Linked DNA regions of Mus musculus: region 1 is linked to region 2. Evidence: chromatin contacts called from ENCODE Hi-C or POLR2A ChIA-PET data. All regions are on one chromosome and are shown on one strand. Each heading gives the region's core, a stretch centred on a gene start or an enhancer-like site at or near the end of the contact. The rest is flanking DNA. Distances are from core to core; before and after follow the strand shown. Region 1 holds the start of Fibp (fibroblast growth factor (acidic) intracellular binding protein). Region 2 holds the start of 4930481A15Rik (RIKEN cDNA 4930481A15 gene).

Region 1 (5,755 bases), core at 2,507-5,006, 54 kb before region 2:
CAGTGGTCAGAGCGGCAGGGTTCCACAAACTGTAGGTCCAAGGGAACAGGTGGCACCACTAGGACTGCTTAGACACAGGACAGGCTGGGGACCAGGGGTGGGGACAGGACAGGCTGGGGACCAGGGGGTGGGGACAGGACTGCTCACCTTCTCCACGAGGTCCACAAATAGGTCTCTGACATCCTTATTGTGGGTCAGCTTGGCAGCCACGTTCACCAGCCCCCGAGACAGATTCTGTGGGGCAAGGATCTCGGGAGTTCTGTCTTCTGCTCCAGATGCGGAGGCTGCGCACTGAGGCGGAAGGAGGGCCAGGCCCCTCCCCAAGTTCATCCACCTCCCTCAGACAATCAAGTCCCTTTTGTTATGAGCTTGGGACCCCCTCAAGGGCAGACAGGGAGAGCAGCAGTGCCACCTGCTGGTCACCTTCAGGAATGAGCAGAGCTGCCTGGCAGGGGTAGCGCACAGGAGGCTCTTGACACTTTAGGGGGAAGGGTCTGCACAGGGCAACGGACCTTGAAGTTGGTTTCCATCTCAGAGAAGACACCCAGCTTTCCCCGGAGGGCAGTGCACACCAGGCTGTAGGAAGATGCAGTTATGTCTCTAGCCGACTAAGAGTATTTTATCCCTGGTCTCACGGACCCCACAGTCACCTCTTATGCAGGTCCAGGAGGTCCTTGTCAGCCACGAGAACCTTGAGCTCCTTCAAGTCTTGGAGAAACTCCTTATCTAAGTCCACATCCATGTCGTCCACCTGAGAGTCTGCGAAGGCCATGAAAGACGTTGTGGGTGCATGAAAGACCATCTTGGGAGGTGAACCCTCTTCACCACTACCTCACTGGAGTCTCAGAGATGGAAAGAGGAATGTCATGCCCCAGGCCACGCAGTGGTGAACCCTTGGCCTGCAGGCAGGTGTGCGTGGAGCCAGGGGACTATCCGTAGAGGTGGTCTGGGGCTGAGGGCGCTGTGGAAGCTATCTATACGCTAGGACAAACTGACAGCAGGGAACCAGTCCCCAAGGGGGTAGGGAGTCCAGGCACCTGGGTCAGTGGGGGCCTCACCGACGGCTCCAAGGGTCCAGTTCTGGATCATAAGCTCTGCACAGAAGGCAAAGTCCCCAAAGCTCAGGTACTGCAGCTTTTTCTTTCCTGTTTCAAAGCGGTTGTTGGCAAAAAAGACGATGGCTGCGTAATCCCTGCAGACAGGGACAGTGGCTCTCTTAGGACCAGAAATCCCTTTTTCTGCTTCACACAGCAGTGTCTGATGAGTAAGCTTACACAGAACCATGCTTGAAGAAACTCTTTATTGTTTTAAATCCCTCTTAGCAGGTAGCTCCCACCTGCAGTCTTGGTTCAACATTTTAGCTCTGGTGTGTTTCTGCTCTAACTCACCAAGGGACCAACCACGGACCATTTCCTTACCAACCTCCCACCTCTACGAGGAGTTCCTAAGGAGTACAGCGGAAGGCCACACTGCATCACTGGGCACTTCTTCAATGCTTTACAAATGCCTTACGCTTGGCAATTTGATGCAGTTTACAGGTCACTAACAGAATAATCATTCCTCCAGAAGAGCGGAGGGGAAAGGGTTAGGAGAGGGAAGGCGTACAGGCTAAGGGCCCAGGAAACCTCGAGTAGGAAGGGAGGCGGCGGCCCTCACCTGGCTAACCGGTCAGAGAGGAGGTGGCAGCCCTCACCTGGCTAACCGGTCAGAGAGGAGGCGGCGACCCTCACCTGGCTAACCGGTCAGAGAGGAGGAAGTGCTGCTGGATGTTGTCCACCAGGGAGCCCCGCATTTCTTCCACCACCTTGAAGACTCGTTTAAAGTTGTCAAACTGTCCGGCAATTACAGAACACTGGTCAGGAGACGTTCATGAGCGAGCTGCTATGGGATCTCTCCCTCCTGTCCTCCTATCTGGTGGGCAGGTACTAATTTAGCACTAACACTTCAACAAATGACTAGGTTTTTGTTGTTTGTTTCGAGACAGGGTTTCTCTGTGTAGCCCTGGCTGTCCTGGAACTCACTCTGTAGACCAGGCTGGCCTCGAACTCAGAAATCCACCTGCCTCTGCCTCCTGAGTGCTGGGATTAAAAGCATGCGCCAGCACCCCTGGCATGACTAGGTATTAATAACTACCATCATTTGACAATGTTTGCCAGCCTTTGGCATTTTTCCTTAAAAGAATGCTTACTTATTCCTGTCCTTAAGTTCAATTTAGCATCACGACCGTCAATCTCTGGCTCTTCAAGAGCCTGAATTAGAACGGATTCTCCTGAGTAACTTGGAGTGAACCAAGCAGCATACACACACGAACTCATTCTAGACACAAAGGAAAGGCACTCAAGGCCTATAAAGGTTGTAGCAAGAGCCCAGACCCATACCCATAGCCATCTGCGCCCAGTTTACACCCTGGTACTTCTCCCTTAAAGACAAGGCATGAATGCTACCAAAACGGCTCATGGATAAGGTAGGATCTAGCTCCCTTGTCGATTTCAAGGGATAGATGTGGCCAAGAACAGCATCTTCTAGGCAGGAGTACCATGAACAAAAACAAACTTGGGGCTCAAGAAATGTTAAGTCCAGAGAGGTCTATAGTGACCCAACCTGAGTCTGAAGGTCGAGGACAGTGGGAGCCAATGAAAATCTATAAGCAAAGGAAAGCCACGGTCAGACTGAGCCTAAGCCTGGTCCGCCTGGCCAGAGGGGAGGTGGAGGGAGGAGAGGGTTTATATGAAGAAGGAACTGGTTCCACAATCATGGGCTAGACCACGGGCTAGAGGTGGGGCTAGAGTAGTAAGAAGGATCCAGAGGTGGGCTAGACAGGTAGTGGTGTTATGTGTAGAACCCACCTGCCTCCGGCAGCTCTTGAGAGTAATTCCTGTTTTGGTGCTGATGTCATCCAGGTCTTTCTTGGTACCCTTGGACAGCTTCTTGCCCAAGACCTCCCGAACAAAGGCCTCATCAAAGGTGTAGTACCTTGTGGAGGCACAGGTCATTATTGGTGATCCATTAGGGAAGGAGAAGGGAGTTTGGAATTGGTTTCTCTTGTTCTCAATTTTCTAATTTCCTGAGTTCACCCCATCTACCCCTGTGTATATCCCAATACCCTCCCCCCAGACTCAGCTTCAGTCTACAAAATGGGTATAAGTCAGATTGACTGACATCCCTGCCAGTACCCACCCCCGTCCCCCACCCCTGGTGAGCACCTCTCGATGAGGAGTGTCTGTCGGGAGGGAGGAATCTGGAAGATGAGCTGGTGCAGCAGCTTCGGCGGCGCGTGCAGCAGACGCTCAAGCATGTGAAAGGTGCGGTAGTGGTCCATGGTGTCGCTCTGCAGCACTCCTGTGGTGGCTCCCGTCTGCTCCAAGATTCCGGAGCGTACTCGCAGAGCCACTGCATCGTTCACTGAGGAGTGGGCGCTACCATAAGACCCTAGAGGCCCTCCAGGGGTTCCACCTCCACCTCCAATCCTTACACTTCCCCGACTTCCCGCAGTCTGTCCACTTCCCTAAACCAAGCCTAAATCCTAGCCACGCCCCCTCTTCCCGATCCCCAACAACAGCTTCCCGGGAGGGCGGCTCACAGACCTGAGTAACCATCCAGCCAGAGGCGATACACGTCTTCATCTATAAGGGTCGTGTTCCCCACGAAAATGTCTAGTTCGCTGGTCATGACGATGCCCGGGCCGGGTTCGCCCGAAGCTGGAGCTTGTACGGGCCCCGGCCGGGCGAGTAGCCGCAGAGCGACTTCCGGGAGTTCGGAGATTTTGCTCCGGGCACCCGGAGCTGATGAAGGACCACTTCCGGGACGGAGCTAGTGAGACACCGCTCAGCTCTGTGAACGGTTTTTCGGAAGATGTCGGGATAGTCTTCTCTCAGTCTACCCTGTCTTGCAGATTCTCCCGTTAACCCCTTCTGTCACTCCCATCTTCTCAGTTTTCTCAGAGCCTCCCAGTTTTGACCTGTATCCTAAATTAGAATGTTTCCAAGGTTCTATCGTAGCGATTGCTAGGTGTATGTGGCCCTTACTTCCATTGTCCATAAGACAGACAGATGACCATTTTTCTTGTTCCCGGAGTGTATTTATTTTTATTGTTTTGAATAATGTGTATGTGGGGAGAGGGTGTGTACGTGTGAGTGCAAATGTTCTTTGAGACCTGAGGTATCAGGTCCCCTGGAGTTAAATTTACAGGCAAATATGAGTTAGTTGCACATATGGTTGTGGTTCCTTGCTTGTAACCACTTAGCTTTCTCTCCAGCCCCAGTTTTTCACCACATACTACACCCACACACAAGCTAGTGACTTCACTTAAAGTCTTTCAGAGCTCTGCCTGGAAGTAGGTATCTGCAGGGGCACCCATCTAGTAAGGCTGTCTTCTTTGTCTTTTCATGAGGCAGTAAAAGATTTACACAGGAGCCACCAAGCCTGAGTTCGTTCTCCTGCACCCATACTGTGTAAGGAAAGAACCAGCTCCAGGTTTTGTTTTGTTTGTTTGTTAAGACAAGGTCTTACTTTGTAGTCCAGGCTAGTCTAAATTGGCAGCAGTCTTTGATCTTCAACCTCCCAAGCATTGAGATTACAGGATAGGAACCACCAGTATACCTAGTCCTTATCACCTGATCTCTACATATGTATGCACTGTTGTATAATACATAAATATAGCTTACTGGCTATAATTACTAATAAAATTAACCCTGTATAACCTTTAATCCCAGCACTTGGAAGGCAGGCAGATATCTGAATTGGAGGTTAGCCTGGTCTACAGAGTGAGTTTCAGGACAGCCAGGGCTACACAGAGAAATCCTGTCTCGAAAAATGGGGGAAAATGAGTTCTACAAAAGCCAGTTCATCTCAGTGCACTTGCGGGTTGCTACCTAGAGACAGGGGGAGGAGGTCCTGGAGGAGGTCCTGGTTTATAAGACCAGGTCTCCCACTCCACTTCTGGTCCCTAGGCGGAGCACATTTTAGGGTTTCTAGACAGATCCCTCTCAGCTCCAGTCTGTTTCCCTGTACTCTTATCTCCGTGGCAGCCTCAGCACCCATCTCGTTCTAGAAACCTGGGCTATCTCCCAAATTTCTCTCTTCAGGCATTCAGAGCTGTTGATGTGCCTGCTGAGTGCCTCTCTCTGCGGCTTACTCCCCGCCCCACTGACTCAGTGCCAGCCTAGTTCTGCACAGCTCTCTGTTCACTGACACAGTGTTATTCATCTACAGTGCACTCTGCCACCAGAATCCACCCCACACAGCACACGTGGAGACTTCTTTGGCGGGGACAGAGTTGGGGACAAAGTCTCCTACAGATCAGGTCTTGAATTTGCTGTGGGGAGGATGACCTTGAATTCCTGAGGCTCCTGCAGCTCCCTTCCAAGTGCTGGGATTACTGGCAAATACCAACACAACTGGCTTCAGAAAAGTCTTTTTAAAATGTATATTTTCTTGACTGTGGTGGTTCATGCTTGTAATTCCTACACAGAGGCCAGAGAATCTCCGTGAATTGGAGGCCAACCTGGTCTACTTTCAGGCTCTCCAGGATTACATACCCTGTCTCAAAACATTTTGAAATGTTATTTCCCTCTTTAAAATTCTACCTGGCCTTTGTCAAGCCTCTAGCCCAGAACTGCAGGTCCTTAAGAACTCGACATCTATCCGCCATTGAAGTCTACTTCCCTTTCCAACTTCAACCTCTCAAGCACTGGGATTGCAGGATAGGAGCCACCAATATACCCTGCTCTTCAAAGCCTCCTCATCTTACCACTTC
Region 2 (5,740 bases), core at 2,461-4,960:
CCCTGACGGCCATGGACTGTGAGTACGTCTCTGAAACCATAAGCAGGCCCCCAATTAAATGCTCTTTTGACAGGTTACCTTGCTCATGATGTCTCTTCACAGAAATAGAACAGTAACGAACTCACATTAACTACTTAATTAATTGTATTTATCTTTATGTGTCTGGGTGTTTTCCTGCACGTATGTCTATAAAACAGATGTGTGCTGTGGAATAGGGCTCTGGATCCACTGGAACTTGGGTTACAAAAGGCTGTGAACTGCCACAGGCTGGGAAACAAACCCAGGTCCTTTGCAAGAGCAGACAGTGCTCCCAACCACTGTACCATCTCCCCAGTTTCTCCCTTACTCCCATTTTTTAAGACAGGTCTCTCATAGGTTGGGTTGGCTTCAAACTCACTATGTAGCCAAGGATGACCTTGAACTCCTGAAGCTCCTGCCACCTCCTCTTTGAATGCTGGCGTTACAGGGTGCACTTCCCTACCAGGCTGAGGGATCTCACTGCTGAGCCCCTCCCCCCATCCTGTGGATCTCCACGATTTTCTCTAAGGTTTGTCTTTACATTAGTTCCACACTGTCTGATGGCTGAAGCTTTTACCAAGACACTCTGTTCTTTTCTTTTCCTTTCTTTTCTTTTCTTTTCTTTTCTTGTCTTGTCTTGTCTTTTCCTTTCTTTCCTTTTCTTTTCTATAAAGATTTATTTATTTATTTATTTATTTATTTATTTATTTATTTAATGTATATGAGTACACTGCAGCTGTCTTCAGAAACACCAGAAGAGGGCATAGGATCCCATTACAGATGGTTGTGAGCCACCATGTGGTTGCTAGGAATTGAACTCAGGACCTCTGGAAGAGCAGTCAGTGCTCTTAACCGCTGAGTCATCGCTCCAGTCCTCACCAAGACTTTCAAATGGGAAACTGTAAAATATATTATCCAACCTTGTTTTGTTTCAAGATCGCCTATCCTGAGACCTTTGGACTTCCATATGAATTTGAAGGTCAGCTTATCAAGATTTGGAAAGACAGCTCAGGTACTGTTTTTTCCCCTTATATATGGTGTGTGTAGAGGGAGGTGCACACAGGTGTGGAGATCAGAACACCTTGAGAGTCAGCTCTCCCTATCTATCTGTTGGCTCCAGGGATGGAGTTTGAATCATCAGCCTTGTCTGCAAGTGCCTTCATCCACTGAGCCACCCCACCAGTCTGCCAGCCGAGGTTTTGGCAGGGACTTCTCAGCACAGCTGTTTTGTGGAGCTTGCTCCTCTCTGGGCTTGCTTTAGGGACAGATGGTTTTCATTACTGTTAAGAATTACATTTTTTTGCCTGATATGGTGGCACAAACCTTTAACCATCGCTTCAGAAGGAGTTCGAGGTCAGCCTGGTCTATATAACAAGTTCCAGGCTGGGCAGGGCTACACAGTGAGGCCGTGTCTGAAAGCACAGAAAGGAGCTGCCGAGCTGCCTGCAAGCTGTGCAGTGAGCTGCAGGTTTCCGCTTTGCTGGGGACCAGCTCTGTTACTGCAGCTCCTTTTCAGTGGCTTCTGCTCTTTTAAGTAACCCCTCACCCACACTGGGATCTTACTTTGGCACGGTGTTAGTTCTATCTGGGCTGAGAGGATGCTTCTTCTTATCGCCCCAGAAATGATGTCATACAACAACCCTGTGCCACAAAAAGGAAGGCGCGAAGCTGTGCATGTCATGGCGTACTTGTGAAAGTCCGAGGACTTGGATCTGTCTTCTTTTTCCATGTGGGTCCTTCTTCTTCCATGTAGAGATCAAAGTCAGGTCATCAAGCTTAGAAGCTCCCAGCCACATCCTAACTCTGCCTAGCTGGACTCTGTAATGAGCTCTCTACACGATGCCTTAGAGAACGGGGCCTAGGGAGCAAGTAAGGTTGCCAAGTTCACTTGTTAAGTTTTGTCCTTGTCTTGACCTCTCAGTGGCTCTTCTCACAGTTAGTCACTTCCCTTTTGTTGAAATACTGTTCCTTTGGCTGAGAGCCCTTACTTACCCAGCAGTCTTTGCTCTTTTGTTGTTGTTTTTGAAACAGGGTCTCTATATATAGTCCTGAGTGTGCTAGAACTCACACGGTAGACCAGGCTGGTCCTGAACTCACAACAGAGATCTGCCTGCCTCTGCTCTCACGTGCTAGGATTAAAGGTGTGCGCCACCTCAAAAGTCACAATCTCTGTGCTGGTCACTTTAGCCTGGTCTCCGTGACCTCTCCTGACCCCAAGGCATCCTGACTTCTGCTCTTCTCTCTCAGCACCCCTCAGCTCAAGTGTGTGACAGTCTCCCTGACGAGTGTCTTCTCTGGACCCACCCCCATCTGACTTCCCATTAGCAGCCAGTGTTGGAGTCTTCTAAAGTCACTAAAGAAATCTCTGCTAGCCTGGCATGAAGGCACACACCTTTAAGAAAATTTGAGGCTAGCCTGAGCTGCAGAGTAAGATAGTGGAGGTGACCCCCCTAAAACATAAAATAGGGGATAGTGAGGTGACTCAATGGGGAAAGTGCTCTCTGTGCAAGCCGGATGACATGAGTTCAATTCCCAGAACCCACATGAAAGTGGCAAGAGAGAACAAAGTTGACTTCTGACCCCACATACATGCTGTGGCAGTAGCCACCCCCTTCCTATCATGCACACACAATAACAATAAAAATAAATAGAACAAATGAATGAGTGATTTAAAATAAAGTGACTGGTTTTACGTCACCGTCAGATCTCTGAGCTTGACTCACTCTTACTTTGTGTTCGCCTCTCTGAACTTGATTTAGAACAACACAGTTGCTGCTCTCCTGGCCAGTGGAGCCCCTACCATCGAGCACAGAGGGAAGCGTCCTTCCTATCCTCACCCTCTACTCCAAACTCCTGCTCTCCTATTGTAAAGGGATGGGAGGAGAACGGTGGTAAAGGAGGAGTGGGCATGACTGGCTCCTCCAGGTGCTGGATAAAGCTACTCCAGCAAGATAAAGCTACTCCAGCAGGAAGAGATGCTCAGCAGATGGGAGAGTGTACCACAGATGGGAGAGTGTACCACAGATGGGAGAGTGTACCACAGATGGGAGAGTGTACCACAGATGGGAGAGTGTACCACAGATGGGAGAGTGTACCACAGAGGGTTCAGCTTCCAGGTCCCACATAGCGGCTCATAACGATCTGTAACTTCAGTTTCAGTGACCAGCGCCCTCTTCTGGACTCTCTGGGCATGTGGGGCACGGACATACACGCAAGCAAAACATCCTTACACATTTAAAGAGTTTAAACTACAAAAGCTGTTCTTATCTGTGGGTGCTGCCTGTGTTTTCTGGGACACCTTTCCAGATCGACCCCAACTTCAGCAAATGGTAGCCCCTATGTTTCGATGGCTCTGATTTTCTTCCCTCTGGCACACGCAGACCCATTCTATGGGGGCTCCCCTCACAGGATCCGTTTTTTTACCTTAGGGTTAGTCAGTCTCCACTGCCAGGCCATACGCTTGCTGGAGGTCACGGCACTACTGACGCCCTGGGCCACCACAACACCAGTGAGCCTCTTGAGCTTTCTTAGAGCACTTAGTACCAGATTTAGAATTAGAAGACAATTCACCAGTCAGGCGTGTGGTGCAGGCCTTTAGTCCCAGCACCCAGCAGGGGCAGGTGGATCTTTGAGTTTGAAGCCAGCCTGGTCTACAGAGTGAGTTCCAGTCCAGTCAAGGTTACATGTTGGGAGCCGCCCCCACATTCGCCGTCACAAGATGGCGCTGACATCCTGTGTTCTAAGTGGTAAACAAATAATCTGCGCATGTGCCAAGGGTATTTTACGACTACTTGTACTCTGCCTTTCCCGTGAACGTCAGCTCGGCCATGGGCTGCAGCCAATCAGGGAGTGATGCGTCCTAAGCGAAGGATAACTCCTCCTTAAAGGGGACGGGGTTTCGGCCATTCTCTCTTGCTCTGCGCGCCCGGCGCTCTGGCTCCTAAAGATGTAAACAATAGAGCGCGCTCTGCGCTTTGGCGCGCCGGAGCTCTGGCTCCTAAAGATGTAAGATTGGGGTGGCTTTCGCTTTTGGGGCTGGGGGTTTGCGCTCCTGGCTCCTGAAGATGTAAGCAATAAAGTTTTGCCGCAGAAGATTCTGGTTTGTTGTGTTCTTTCCTGGCCGGTCGTGAGAACGCGAATAAGAGTTACACAGTGAAATCATGTCTTGAAAAAAAAAACAAACATAAAAAAGGAGGAGGAGGAGGAGGAGGAGGAAGAGGAGGAGGACAGGAAGAGGGAAAGAAGACAGTTTAGTAGCTTCAGGTTTGAGATCTCAGCAGGATACCAGCTGTTTCCAAACTGATGTCATTACCAACTCACTCTCTCAAAATTTACCCTAGAGGCTGGCAAGACACCTCAGCGGGTAAAGGAGCCACGAAACATAACGTCAACCTAAGCTTGACAGCTGAGACTCACACGGCAGAAGGGGAGAACTGACTATAAGTTATCCTCCCAGTGGTCACATGCATCCCAGACCACACACCCCAGCCTATCCACAAATAGATAAATAAGTGTAAAAGTCTAAGAAATCTACCCTTGCACCGGGAGCACGTTTCAGGAGGCAGGGTGCGTGCCTGGGATGCAAGAAGCCTTGAGTTAAGGGTCCAGCACCAAATAAACCAGGCACAGTGGCGAGCACTGTAATCTCCACGCTAGGGAGGTGGAGGCAGGAGGATCAGAAGTTGAAGTTTATCCTTGTCTGTATAGCAAGTTCAAAGCTAGCCTGGGCTACATTAGACTCTTTCTTAGATAGATAGATAGATAGATAGATAGATAGATAGATAGATAGATAGATAGATAGAATCCAATTTGAATCCATTCATACTTCTGACAAGGATGAGGGTCAAAAGTGGCAGAGTGTGGATCAGGCTGGGGCTGGAGAGACAGCTCAGAGGATAAGAGCACTGGCTGCTCTTCCAGAGGATTTCGGTTGGGTTCCCAGCACCCACATGGAGGCTCACAACTGTAACTCCTTTCCAGATCCAGTGTTCTCTTCTGACCTCAGCAGGCACTGAATTCATGTGATATACATACAGATATACTTGTGGGTAAAACACCCATACATATCAAGTAAAAATGTCAATATTTTTTAAAAAATTAAAAACAATTAAAATGTGGCACACACTTACAGTTCCAGCACTTGGAGCCTGGGCAAGAGGATCAAGAACTCAAAGCCAGCCTGGGTTGCACAGCAAGAACACATCTCAAGAGCTAGGCTTGGTGGCACATACCTTTAAACCCAGCACTTGAGAGACAAAGGCAGGCAGATTTCTGTGAGTTGGAGGGCCTACCTAGTCTACAGAGTGAGTTCTAGGACAGCCAGGGCTACAGAGTAAGGCCCTCTCTTGAAAACAAACAACAAAAAACCCTAAACAACAAACAAACCTGTCTCAGGCAAAAGTGCAATGGGTTGGAAACTTCTGCCTGTAATTCCAATATATGAGAGGTGGAGACAGGCGCTGAAGAGTTCAAATCCATCCTTTGCTACATATAGCTTGAGGCCAGTGTTCAAAACATAAGACCTTGCCTTTAACAAATAGAATAATTTCTATGATGGTTAATTCTGGGTGTCAACGTCACCAGACTAAGTAGTCAATAGAGCACAGATGCTTCCAGAAGCTAGACCACGAGTCTTAGTGAACTAAGCAGGGAGATGGGCCCCGGCAGCTGATGGGCATCATCCACGCAGCTGGAGCAGCTGGGGTAGACACAGGAAGAAAAC

Evidence for each region. A loop is a pair of places that touch in the nucleus more often than their neighbours do. ChIA-PET counts read pairs that join two places held with the same protein, here RNA polymerase II (POLR2A).
Region 1: POLR2A ChIA-PET joins it to region 2 with 12 read pairs in Patski. The contact joins the promoter of Fibp here to the promoter of 4930481A15Rik in region 2. A Hi-C loop is called at or near these places in 1 of 37 maps with a recorded cell type or tissue (T-helper 17 cell). POLR2A ChIA-PET finds 5 or more read pairs at or near these places in 3 of 5 experiments (Patski and embryonic stem cell).

The regions. Positions count from the first base shown.
Region 1 is chr19:5,458,608-5,464,362 of GRCm38, reverse strand. It overlaps Fibp (fibroblast growth factor (acidic) intracellular binding protein), which reads right to left and starts at 3,756. Exons shown (of 10, transcript NM_021438.4): 1 at 3,585-3,756; 2 at 3,204-3,402; 3 at 2,847-2,973; 4 at 1,731-1,831; 5 at 1,059-1,192; 6 at 651-759; 7 at 513-576; 8 at 148-234; 9 at 1-29. The coding sequence starts at 3,669.
Region 2 is chr19:5,404,785-5,410,524 of GRCm38, reverse strand. 4930481A15Rik (RIKEN cDNA 4930481A15 gene) reads right to left here and starts at 3,710. Exons shown (of 4, transcript NR_027938.2): 1 at 3,442-3,710.